Regions from separate parts of the Homo sapiens genome. Here region 1 is linked to region 2. A link is a contact called in ENCODE Hi-C or POLR2A ChIA-PET data. All regions are on one chromosome and are shown on one strand. The core of a region is the stretch at or near the end of the contact, and the rest is flanking DNA. Distances in the headings are between cores, read along the strand shown.

What was found. Hi-C counts contacts between places; a loop is a spot of excess contacts on that map. ChIA-PET counts read pairs that join two places held with the same protein, here RNA polymerase II (POLR2A). Pooled maps may share reads with other maps.
Region 1: a map of tibial artery shows a loop between it and region 2 (3-fold over the local background). The contact joins two enhancer-like sites. A Hi-C loop is called at or near these places in 1 of 168 maps with a recorded cell type or tissue (tibial artery) and 3 of 50 pooled maps. POLR2A ChIA-PET finds 5 or more read pairs at or near these places in 1 of 52 experiments (activated T-cell).

Annotation. Positions count from the first base shown.
Region 1 is chr6:56,667,180-56,673,735 of GRCh38, reverse strand. DST (dystonin) reads left to right here. Exons shown (of 104, transcript NM_001374736.1): 10 at 2,929-3,095. Among named protein-coding and RNA genes, the nearest start is that of DST-AS1, 170 kb to the left of the region's middle. Within about 2 kb of position 1,560, at least 14 of the 41 ENCODE cell types and tissues checked have a DNase peak (open chromatin) inside an H3K27ac peak, as active enhancers do; they include tibial artery, where a contact is called at or near this core.
Region 2 is chr6:56,368,077-56,375,175 of GRCh38, reverse strand. It overlaps a transcript of COL21A1 not described here. Among named protein-coding and RNA genes, the nearest start is that of COL21A1, 120 kb to the right of the region's middle. Within about 2 kb of position 4,940, at least 28 of the 41 ENCODE cell types and tissues checked have a DNase peak (open chromatin) inside an H3K27ac peak, as active enhancers do; they include tibial artery, where a contact is called at or near this core.

The DNA of each region.
Region 1 (6,556 bases), core at 311-2,810, 300 kb before region 2:
TTGGAATATGCATTTTAAAATTATCGCTTTTTAATAGTGTGTGTATGTATAACAGTCTGAAATTGTATTTGTAACAATCTGAAATTCATCTATTGGAAACTTATTTAACAAGAATACATTATTTTCTCTTGACATTTAGGCTATTTTCAGACCTCTAAACTCCTTTAACATCCTTCCTCTGGTAAAACTGTGTAGCACTTGAACCTGTTAAGCTGGTATCTTGTAGTTGAACTTTACTGACTTCCCTAGTTAACAGGTAATGCTTTTGTAACTGACTGGCATGGAATTAGCAGAAAACAGTCCCACACAACCCCAGCTATCTACCATTTCTATCTGTCATTATACATACTATCTAGGTGGCTCTTGAATTGTAAGGGTTCCCCAAAACAGTTGATTTTATAATTTTTAAAGGGTTATAGAGACCAAGAGGCTCAACTTTTTCTTTTCTTTTATTTCTTTTTTTGTTTTGTTTTGTTTTGTTTTGTTTTTGATTTTAAGGGCCTCACTCTGTTGTCCAGGCTGGAGCGCAGTGGCGTGATCATGGCTCACTACAGCCTCAACCTCCTAGACTCAGGCGATCTGCCTCGGCTAGTAGCTGGGACTATATGGGCACATGCTATTATGCCAGGCTAATTTTTTTTTTAATAGAGACAGGGTCTCACTATGTTGCCCAGCCTGGTCTTGAACACCTAGGCTCAAGTGATCCTCTCATTTTGGCCTCCCAATGTGCTGGGATTACAAGCGTGAGCCACCGTGCCTGGCCTCAACTTTTTCATTCACAGTTTCCTAGATTAGCTTCTCTGAACCGTTGCGATCGTAGATTTTCATTAGTTTAAGGCAGCAAATTTAAAAAACTTATTCTTTTATTCCTCTCTATGGGGAAGAGAGTTAAGAAAATAATAAAGTCAAGGTTTTACTTCTCCCTTTTTCAGAAAGAATAACAATAACTACAACAATAACATAGCTCATCTGTATTATGCATTTGCGGACTATGGGCCAGGCATTACACTGTGCTAATGTTGTTGAATTCTCACAACATGGTATAATTATCATCATCATTTTACAAGTAAGGGAATGGGCTTAAAGCAGTTAAGTAACTTGAGCATGTAAATGGTGGACATGGGACTTAAACTCTTGGGATGTGCCAGAAAGGTACTGTAGCATAATTTTGGACCAGAATATCATTGGAACTTGGGCCAAAGAATATTGGTAAATTTTATGCTGTTTTTTGTCACATAAAAAAAAAAGAAATTTCTTCTATGTGTACTATATGATGTGTTCATGTGCAGAGTTCTTTTCCATGCTCTGGAGTTTGGCACAGATTCCTGGCAAAGATTATTAAAATTGAGACAGTTTGTTCCGCTTTTAAATCCTGACCATTTGTCAAGCAGAGTGTCTCAGACTATGGCTGAGAGTGAAGCTCCATGGGGCATGGCAGCCTCTGCTGAACACTGGAGAAGGAGTGTGTGAGGCCCCCCATCATTTCCAACAAGTGAAGTCAGGGGCTGCGAGGCCTGGCAAGGGCTTTCACTGCCACAGCCTTCCTGCCCCGGGTCCCTGGATTGGCTGTGCCTCTGGCTCTGTGGCAGCTGGGAGGAATAAAGGGCTTCCTGTCTGAGCCTGGCACTACCACATGTAACAGGTTTTCTTTGGAGTTTTTTTTTAATTCTCTACTTTCAGTTGCTTGACTCTGCCTATTGTGACCTTCTGTGTTGTGTTTATAGTCTGTTAGTAAAACTTTAGACTGAAAAGGGTCCTAAACGTTATCTGCTTCTGCCTCCTCCTCATTTTATAGATAAGGAAGTTGACTTACAAACATGAAATGAATTATTCAAACCTATGAGACTAGGAACCAGGTCTAGAAGCCTGTCTCATGACTCTGGTCAAGTGATATTTTCCCTGTGACAGAATGATTTGTTCTTCATATGCCTTGCTTCCCATCTCTGACTTGCTCATTCTGATTCTGGCGTGCAGCCTGTCTTGTTGATCCCTTGGCTTTGCGTCTTGCACTGATTGAGGGAACAGTTGTTGGTGGTGTTAATCTCAGCTTTGGAATTACTGTGTGACCCCTGGTAAAGTCACTTTGTGCCTTAATATAATTATCAGCAGATTAAGTAGGACCCTTATCAAAGAGATGCTTTTGGGAGAATGTAAATCATGGAAACTTGTGACTTGTTTTATCATTATTCAGTGGAAGAGACTTTTAGAAAACTTCATGAAAACAAAATACAGGAGAAAAAAATCAGTTGATAAAGGTTTCAGGTTGAGCAAGCCAAGCAAGGACTCATGAGAAAATTAGAACTTCTGGCCAAATTGTTATATAGGAGAGAATACTATTTCTTTCATTGTTCTTTACACAGAATACCTGTTGGATCAAATTCTGCTCTGCAGGTGGTAGTATAGAGTAATTTATAGGTTTTACCTCTGATCTACTTGAACTTGGAAAACACCTCCTTAAGTTGTATTAACAAATCTGATTAGGAAAGAAGAACGTAGAATTTTCAATACTGTAGAGTTTTGGTTTAGTAAAAAGAGAATAAATGCTTTTAAATTGGACACAAATGAGTTAAATCTGACTTTTTCAATCTGTTGTTAACCTCTTTGAAACTCAGATTTCCTATATGTAAAATGGATAAAATTTATTTATTTCCTATATGTAAAATGGGGAAAATTTATAAGGGAGAGGTATGAGGGCTAAATAAAAATAATTATATAGAATAGCTAATGGTTTGATAACTTTCTACATGTGGCACATTCTCTTAAGTGCTGTACACATGTTATCTCATTCAAATCTCTTAACAATCTCATGAAGCGGGAATTGTTATTATCCTAATCTTAGATTTTGGAAAGTGCTTGGCACATAGTAGGTTCTTAATCTGAGTTAGCTTCCTTCCTTCCTAAAGGTTTAACACTTTCTGTTATATCTAGATATCTGATATCCATGTTACTGGAGAGTCAGAGGATATGTCTGCAAAAGAGAGATTGCTACTCTGGACGCAGCAGGCAACAGAGGGTTATGCTGGAATTCGGTGTGAAAATTTCACTACCTGCTGGAGAGATGGAAAATTATTTAATGCCATCATTCATAAATACAGGTATGGAATTTGTGTATTTTTTCCTTATACAACTGTAAGACACATTTCTTTCATCTCTGAATTTTAAAATTATCTTTTATTATTATAGAAGCAAAAGCATGGCAAAAAATTAGAAAATACAGAAAAATTAAAATAAAAAATTGGCCAGGTGCAGTGGCCCATGCCTGTAATCCCAGGACTTAGGGAAGCCAAAGTGGGTAGATTGCTTGAGCCTGGGAGTTCGAGAACAGCCTTGGCAAAAGGGTAAAACCCTCTCTCTACAAAAAAATACAAAAAATTAGCTTGGCATGGTGGCAAGCACCTGTATTTCCAGCTACTCCGGAGGCCAAGGCTGCGGTGAGCTGTGATCATGTGACTGCACTGCAGCCTGAGTCACAGGGTGAGACTCTGGCTTAAGAAAATAAAAAAAAAAATTTAAAAATCACATTTCCACTACTTAGAGGCCATGATTCTGAATTGTAGCTTATACACACACACACACACACACACACACACACACACACACACGCACGGGCGCTCGCACACACAGCTGTAATATGTCTTCGGATGTTGTCAGTAACTTCGCAGATAGCAGACTTTGATTTTGCCTCTAAAGAACTGCTGAGTTTGAAGGTTAGAGTTTAGTTTGGACTTGTAGCCCACAAGTTTCCAGTTCATATCTCCTAGTCTAATTACTCTAGTGAGTGGGCTTAACAATTGCCAGTTTTGGGGTGGTAAATAGTTTCCTGGTGAGCATTATTAACAGCTAAATCCACGCTAATACTTACATAGCACTTACTAAGTGCCAGACACTGTTCTAAGCAGTTTACATATATTAATTCATTTTCTCCTCACAACATCCCTATTGTCATCCCAGTAAACAGACAGAAACTGAGACCCAGTAAATACTTGGCTTGCAGTCATACAGCCAGCGAGTGGCAGACTTGGAACTCAAACCTAGGCAATCTGGCTCTTGAGTTCATGTTCTTATTGCCTTATAAGAAGCTAAATCCCCGGAAAGTATTTATTGAAAATTATATACTACTTTTTCTTTTTTTTTTTTTTTGAGATGAAGTCTTGCACTATCACCCAGGCTAGAGTGCAGTGGCATGATCTCAGCTCACTGCAGCCTCCACCTCCCAGGTTCAAGCGATTCTCCTGCCTCAGCCTCCTGAGAAGCTGGGACTACAGGCATATGCCACCACACCCGGCTAATTTTTGTATTTTTAGTAGAGATGGGGTTTCACCATTTTGGCCAGGCTGGTCTTGAACTCCTGACCTCAGGTGATCCCCTCACCTTGGCCTCCCAAAGTGCTAGGATTACAGGCTGAAAACTATATATTTCTTTACCTCAGTTTTTTTTTTTTTTTTTTTGGTTTTACAAATATTATGTCAGGTTGTTGAATAACTTGCTATATTTCTAAAGCTATGACATCATTAAATTATAAACTATATATAAACTATAAAGTCATTAAACTAACCAATTTATTTGATTACAATAAAAATAATTATATAGGATAGTTAATGGTTTGATTACTTTCTCGTTCTCTTAAATGCTATACTCGTGTTCTCTCATTCAAATCTCCTGACAATCTCATAAAGCAGGAATTGTTATTATCCAGCTTTTACAGATAAGGAACCTTAGGTTTACCAAGTTTATACTGCTAATAAGTTAGAGAATTAAGACTCAAAACCAGCTCTGTTTGATTTGACATCCCGTTCTCTTCCTCTCTTTCCTCTTTCTTCCTTCCTTTCACTTCTCTTTTCTCTCCCCTTTTCTTTCTCCCTTTTTATTTTGGAAATTTCAATGTCTAAAAACTGTAATGAATCCTCCACATACACACACTCAGGAGCCCCTATTTTTATTTTATTTAATTAATTAATTAATTTTTTGAGACGGAATTTTGTTCTTGTTGCCCCGGCTAGAGTGCAATGGCATGATCTCAGCTCACTGCAACCTCTGCCTCCCAGGTTCAAGTGATTCTCCTGCCTCAGCCTCTCAAGTAGCTGGGATTACAGGTGCCTGCCACCACTCCCGGCTAATTTTTTTAAATTTTTTAAAATTTTTTTTTATTTATTTTTAGTAGAGACAGGATTTCACCATGTCAGCCAGGCTGGTCTTGAACTCCTTACCTCAGGTGATCCGCCTACCTCAGCCTCCCAGTGTGCTAGGATTACAGGCATGAGCCACCGTGCTTGGCTGCGTGAGCCACCATGCCTGGCCCCTATTTTAAAATACTATAATTGTATCCTTCCTTTGTGGAACAACATTTAAATAGAGGTGGGTGTAGGTTGCTGAATCGAAAAGAAAAACCAGGATCAACTTGCCTACACTTGTTTAAAGCACCAGATCTTCTTGAGTGAAGGTTTAGTGGCTGTAGACACAGCCATCATCATATTACACTTTCCAGGTGACTTAGAATGAGAGGCCATGAGAAGGCTGTGCAGCTGGACACATTCTATACTTGGAATGATAGAATCTTTGTGGCCTTTAATTAAAATATTTCAATTGTGATACCTAAAGTATTTGTAACAGTGCATCTTTGAGGGTGTGTTCTGCTCTCTCCTTTGAAGTTTTTTAGGCAGAAGCAAAATATGGGATCCAGCTATTCTTCTAAAATAACCTACTTTTGGCAGGGAGGATGAGGCCGGAGGATTGCTTGAGGCCAGGAATTTGAGACCAACCTAGACAATATAGCAAGACCCCATCTCTAAAAAAATAAAATAGATTAGAAAAACCCCTACTTTTAAAAACAATGGCCTCTGGACATTGTCTCTGTGGTACTCATGAATAATTATAAGTACAAATTGGTGTATGTGTGTGTGTGTGTGTATATATATATATATATAATGCATTTTTCTCCTAAGTACTTAAATATTTCATTTTGTGTGTCAGAGATCCTAAAATTTCCTACAAAAGCTTGATGTCATAGAGCTCTTACTGCTTTAGGTGAGAATTTGAGTCTTTGAATTATTTGTTTTGAACTTTTATTTTGGCAGAAATACCTTTTTAGAACAATGTTTAGCTTTAACTTAGGACTTTGGTTTTCCTAGTTTGCTTTATTTTCCTTTGTTAAGGTTCGTGGTTAAAATACCATATATCAGGTTTAAATGCTTACAAGATTTCTTTGTTGCTGAAATTCTGTCGTTGTCCTGTGGCTTATAAAATATTATTGTGGTTTCTTTCACTAGAAGAAACTTTTCATCTGTAGAACTTCGTTTTTAGTTGAAGTCATTGAGCCTTTCTTTACTTGAAAAGAAAATTAAGTACTTTTCTTCCAGCATATGAAAAAATTAAATGAAGAGAGTTGAATTGTGTGTATTTCTCACTGTTGAATGCCTTGATTTATTCTAAAAGAAAAAAGAGACAAAATTATAAACAATCAAAATATCACCATGAGCAAATTTTTTGGTATTGGACAATAATAATCACATTTAGAGAGTAATGTCTTGGCTGGGTGCCCTGGCTCACGCCTATAATC
Region 2 (7,099 bases), core at 3,691-6,190:
TTCATACTTTTCCTTTCTCGGTCTCTAACATTCTTTCTCTTTTTCCCCTTTGGCTCTGGCGTTCTCTCACTTTTCTTTCAAACTGGCTTTCTGCCTCTGGCTGAGTCCATATGTCCCAAGAGTTCTGGCATCATGTAAGGCTCTACTCAGGCATGTGGTGGGATTCCTGTTCTCTGGGACAGTGACACTAGATGAGGGTTGAAACTGTTTATTTCCCTCAGCAAAGTTTCCTGGCAAATTTCCACCTGGAGAATCATCTGTTCATGAGAGTCTAAAGAATCTCACCAAGTTCTAGGTGACCAGAAATGAGTAATTAGATGGGAGGGAGGGAGGGATTTTGTTTAGAAGCAGTGATTTCCTAATAATACCTAGATGTTACTGAATGTCTTTTTTACAAACATTCCAAGGTTTGGAGACATGAAAATATAATATCTTTTTTTTTTTTTTTTTTTTTTGAGACGAAGTCTCACTCTGTCACAAGGCTGGAGTGCAGTGATGCGATCTTGGCTCACTGCAAACTCCGCCTCCCGGGTTCAAGAGATTCTCCTGCCTCAGCTTCCCGAGTAGCTGGGACTCCAGGTACGCGCCACCATGCCCAGCTAATTTTGTAGTTTCAGTAGAGATGGGGTTTCACCATGTTGGCCAGGATGGTCTCAATCTCTTGACCTTGTGATCCGCTAGCCTGGGCCTCCCAATGTAATATATCTTAGTTTGAGAAATCCTACACACAAGATCCCTTTTACTTATCATATTTCTTGGTTCTTTCACTTTAAAATATCCTATTTTGTTCTACTGGGGAGGTAGAATTAGCAAACAAGATGTCTTCAATTATTTGCAGCTTGGCATTTGTGGCTGTCAAAAGGCTGGTAAATAGGAAAAAAATTCTATGTAAGAGGAAAATGCTTATCATGGATGCCTCTTTTCTTGGGGAAATGTCACTTCATCCATTCCGTAAGGTCTTTGTAAGGTGGTCTTCCATGAGCTCCATCATCCTTAGCCATAGAAATGGATATTTCATACAAGTCGTGCCAAAAAGAAAGTATCCTTCCTCTAGCAACATGTCTGGGGTAGAAGTGAGCATGTGACCCTTAAGAGATCAATAAAAATCTTTTCCTGGATTGATGTACACACTGGAAGAGACACACTCCTTTTAAAATAGGGTGGCTAAGTTGGGAAGGTGTGAATCTGGGGCAGCTATTTGTAGTCAGGTTCTTATTTGGAAGCTGTAGAAATCCACTCTGGATGATTTAAGCAGAAAATAAATTTATTAAAAGCCTGTTTACGAGGAGATGTTGGTCAAAGGATATACAATTTCCGTTACACAGAAACAATAAGTTCAAGAAACCTATTTTAAAATACCCTCACTGGTTAATAATAATGTATTATATTCTTGAAAATTGCTAAGACAGTAGATTTGAAGTGTTTTCAGTACAAAAAAAGTATGTGAGGTAATGCATATGTTAATTGTCTTGATTTAGTCATTCCACTATGTATACATATTTCAAAACATGTTATACAAGATAAATAGGTACAATTTTATATGTCAGTTAAACTTTTTTGTTTGTTTGTTTTTTGAGACAGAGTCTCGCTCTGTCACCCAGGCTGGAATACAGTGGCCCGATCTCAGCTCACTGAAACCTCTGCCTCCTGGGTTCAAGTGATTCTTCTGCCTCAGCCTCCCGAGTAGCTGGGACTACAGGCATGTGCCACCACACCCGGCTAATTTTTGTATTTTTAGTAGAGGCGGGGTTTCACCATATTGGCCAGGCTGGTCTTGAACTCCTGACCTCAAGTGATCCACCCGTCTTGGCCTCCCAAAGTGCTGGGATTACAGGCATGAGCCACTGCACCTGGCCTAAACATTTTTAAATAAAAAAATTAATTTTTAAAATAGCTTATTAGTAAGTAGCAGATGGAATCCCTAGGGTGGCCAGAGCATCAGGTACTATGTTCACCAACTGGAATATGGCTCTAAATTATGCCTCAGGCCTGGTCCGGTGAGGACACCATTGCCATCATGGCTGAGCCCTAAGCTCTCCAGCCCACAGACCTGACACTGAACCTGGGATGCTGGACATCACATTAGTGCAGCAGCTGCTGCTGTTGCCCCCAAAATGTGAGTTCAACAGGGACAAGACCTCAAAGTTTCTTTTTTTTTTTTATTTTGCTTTCTAGCTCCAAATTTAGGGGTAGTCTGGGTTATATGCCAGATCCCCAGCTGCAAAGGCATATGGGAAATCAAACATCTGACATTTTCAGTTTTTATACTGGGAGGGCACACGCCTCACCAAGAGTTATGAGGCAGGAAATTCCCTAAACATAGAGAGGAGTTCCAGATGCTACAGAACAAAAGAATGACCAATACCATTACAACAGCCACCTTCCCTATCATGGGAGAACTGGACTGCAGAATTAAGCCAACATAAAGGAGGGAGAAAAACCAAGAGATGGAGAGACAGACAAAGCCCAGATGACATTATTGAAGCCTCTGAATCTAGATGTTCCTGAAGCTTTTTTCCCCCCACTCCAGCCTTACATAAGCTGATAAATTCCCTTTTTGGCTTTAGTTACATACTCCCTTATGAGTTGAGCGTCTGTCACTTGTAAACAAGAAATTCCTGCCTTATATGGTGCTGTGTTCATTATTAGTGTAGAAATCATATTCTTGCTTCTTTATTGGGGCATTTTTACAGAGTTCTCCCTGCCAATACTTTCTGAATACTCTTGATGCGTTGACACATGGACAAGCCTGAGTGAGGAGGAAGAGAACCACCATTCCTGTCAGCCAGCCTGGTAGGTTGGCCAGTCTCTCCTTGTCCTGTGTAAATGCTTTCTCAGATCAAATTATCCAGATTTTCTCTAATTTTGCTCCTGTCTCCTGTATTTCAAGGAATACTGTTCTCAGCTAATGAGAGCATGAAATCCATGCTCTATGTCCAGTTGCAGGGTCAAAGTGTCTGCTTTGACTGTCTCTAAGATTTGTGGATTTGTACAGGAATCCATTTGTAAACATTTGATTAGAAGCCGGCTCCTTCCTCTCCAGGAGTTGGCATATCTCTGGCCCTGTTGAATTAGTGTTCTGGTGTAGGACACACCTCAAGGATTTATTCTCTGGGGGAATAAACATCTTGGAGCTGTCCCCTCATTTTCTGGGGCACAATACTTGTTGCCTTGTCCCCCTTCACTTTGCTAAGCACCTCTGGCCTCCCTGTTTCTTGGGTCCAACCCAGTCACAAGGGGACTCAGCCCAGCTCTGTGGAGCAGGGACTTGGGTGTGGATTCTGGAAACTCCTTTCTGCTTGTCCGATCATCTTCACTTCTCTGATGGCCCAGGGAGCTGAGGCCTTTAGGGGTTTAGCCCAGGAGAAATAGATGAAAGGTCAAGGAATTCAAATAACATATGAATGGAAAGTCTAAGGTCTTCTTGGCACCCAAAATGGTACCCACTTCTCCTGAATGGCTCAGACACTCCTGTGGATATAGTGTTCTTTCATCTGATGTCAATGAGAGGCTGAACTGCAGATTCTGCATGTCTCTGGCACTTCTTGGATTTATGAGGATGGGCCCCTCTACTCAAACTGCCCTTTCCTGGGGAACCCTGAGAAGTTCCAGTCTACCCAGGAGCTGGTGAACAGGCAGAAGAGGAAAGGCCTGGGATGGTCCACGTGAATGGGGGGAACTTGGGTTGAAGGCCGATATCTCTTCACCTTGGTTGCCCCTGAGGTGGGGCTGGGCACCTGACTCTCCTGGCATGCCCTTAAGCTGATAAAGCATTGGTCATCAGAATGCAGCAGATTGGGCTGTGATTCCTTGTCATTTAGATGAGCTGAAGCCAAACAACTCATAAGATGTCTCTTATCTTACCCTATCCCAGTGTACAAATGTAGTCCCTAAATCCTCTTTCTGCATTAGGATTTTCAGTGAATCTACTGAATAAATAGCAGATGCTGAAGAACTGAGTGACGATACATTTTTAACTTTTCAAACAGCAACTTGATGGCATTTAACTTCTCTTGAAGCTTCCAGACTCTGGAATATATCACACTTATTGGCTGAATTTCCCTTTGAACCTGGAGGGTTTTCAGCAGACATGAGTAACTGGTGAGCAGAAGTTGTGGTCAGCATGTGGTGCAGATCCTAGAGGAAGGGAAAGCAGGTTTTTAAGATGATCATTCAATTCTTCAAGGCATTTCCTTTTTCCATAAAAAGATTATATATTAACCTGATTAGAAATATGTAAATAAGCTGCCTCCTTCCTTTTATTTTCATCTGTTGCTCTGCAAAATCCATTCTTTTTCTGGGAATGGAAGGAACTGATGTAATTGTTCTGTGTGGAGGACAATGAAGAGCTATTGGATCTTTGCCAAGTACATTTCCTGCCAGGGCCTGTTCCTGCACTCAGTTTAATTATGAGCAATTGTTTGGGCTGTGATGTGAAGAAATATTAGAGAATGGAAAAAAAGAAGACCAGAGTTCAGAATATTATGCTACAACTGATTCATGTTTTGGCAAGAACTCTTAACTAGATTTTATGCTTTCGCCTTGTGATGGTATCATAGGGAGCAGCTTTGCCATATAAGCACATAAAGCCCAATTGTACGGTTTATTTTGAAAAGGTCCAAGTAAAAGCATTTGAAAAATGCAGGAATAACACCAGCTATAGGATAGAGTTCTGTGTTAATCATGTGCAGTGCCCTCACAGAGGGACCGCAGTTATTTTAAACTGCATGTTAACACCACCTGTATTTAGCTGGTGTGTCAAATTTTATTGCTTAGCTTTTCATATATTTGACAAATCTCACATTTTACAGAGAGGCTCTGATTAATTCTCACGGTGTGTGCTCAGAGAGGGACGTGATGCCGGTGGAAGCTGAACTCTGAGGAAGGCCGGGAACAGAGACAGGTTTTTCCAGATCGGGATCTGAATCAGGCAATCCAGGAGCCTAGTGTCCTCAAGCGGCCACTGCTGGGAACGTGAATGTAGGCGAGGACCTGGAGATCAGACTCCATGTGGGCCGTTGACCTTTTCTGTTTTTTTGATTAATAAAGGAAAAGACAAATACAGAAAAGCATAACAAGAAATTTAAAGTAGCCTAAAATCTCACCACCTAGAGATAACGCCTATATGGCCTCAAGTCTTTTTCTAGCTTATGTTTACACGTAAGCATATATTTTTGAATAATTACAACCATTCAACATAAACTGTTTTGTATGATACTTTTCCAATTAAAATATATCATGAGCATTTCCCTTGCTTTTAATTCAAATGAAAGAAGTTTTAGTAGCTGAGTGTGATTACCTTTAATAGCTGTACATTCACTCTGAATATCAATTGGTTTTGTATAAATATTTACTGTGGCTGTTTTAATTAGTTTCTGTTTGAATATCATTGAGGTTGAGCAATTTTTTCGTATTTATGGCCATTTATGTGATTCTTCTTTGGCGAATTGGCTATTTACATCCTTTGCCCATATTTCTATGATGGAGACATTGAATTAATTCTAATTGATTTAAAAGATCTCTCTCTGTTGAACACATTAACTCCTTTTATCATATCTTATAAAAAAAGTTTTCACAATTGTTTCCTTTCTTATCTTGTTCAGGATTCTTTTAAGATGGGAAGATTTACATTCTTTTGCAGTCACATACATCAGTTTTTTTTCTTTATTTTTTTTCTACCTTTATGTCCAGAAAAGCCTCTGGGTCTCAACATCAGACACTTTTTTTATCAATATTTTGATTCTTTCATGGACACAATTTTACATAACACCCTCTCACATCTTAGATTTCTTTTGCTGTGTGATATGTAGGATGGTTTTTGATGGGTCCTGCGTTTATCTAGTATTCATTTTGTTTTGAATTGACTTATGGCTATTCTTACCCTGTTATCAGACTGCTTGAACTATTATAACTTTATAGTATGCCTTCATTATCTTCTAGGGTAAGTCCTTCCACTTTTTACTAGTATTTCCATCTTTAAAAAGCCACCAATGATTAAAATAACACTTTTACTTAAGTGTTTTGAATTGAATTTTGTCTTTTGGCTATAGTTAGGAAAGATGACCAAAACAATTGGTTCTCGATATTCAGCTAATAGTAGATACTCTGGATTCATACTTAGTATTTATTTGCATTGATTTCTAAGCAATCTGTACTCCACCTAGCTTGTTTCCAAAGATGGCAGAAAATACCATGCTGCCCATTCTACAGATAGAGTCTCAGCAGTGAGCATATTACATTTTTAATGGAGAAATTATGTGGACATTTTTCTACTGAAATAGTCACAGTTAAATAAAATGAATGGTATACCAGCATCCAGCATATATTTGAAGACTGCTGTAGAAGATTAAAAATTAGAGACCATTGAAAATTTCTCTTCCTCAGCACCACTGAGAATAGGAACAGGAAATGTCCCAAGCGACACTTGCTCACAGAGAATTAATGATAGGAAGTGACCTTGAAGCTTCGTTCCCAAGAAATATAAACAAACTTTCCCTGGCAGCCAATGGCAGATAACTCTGAAACAAAAGGAATGTAAGTGAATTTTAAGGGGGGTGAGGAGAAGAGGTTGTGGAGTAAGAACCTGGTTCCAACCATGACCAACTGGAATTTTAATCAAATAACAAAGTGGTCACTGCCCTGGATAGCCACTGTTGTGCTCTTAACCGAGATTTTCTTCTAACTGTAGACAAATCAAGCCATTTCACATTGAATTTTTTCCTCTGCAATGCATGAAGCTGTGTAATCATCCACCTAAAATTATCTTATGAAAGAAGTGTCATTTCAATTCTTTTTGATTTGTCCACATCTCTGAAGAACACACTTTTGATGTGTATAGGTGCAGAGATTTAAAATTTTATATTTGTCTAGTATATAAAAATTATAGCTCAACAAATGAGAGAATAATTTAAAATGGTTAGGTTGTCCTAGAATAACTTATTTTAATGTTTAGAATTATTTATGAAATAAAAAATTACAAATATTCTGCAAATACCCCCCTGCTTAGTTGAGTCAAAGGACAGCTTGTTGAATAATTTCTGGTTAGAGTGCTGAGATTAGCACAAATTAGAAAAGGTTAAAATTTTTTTTCACAGTAGTT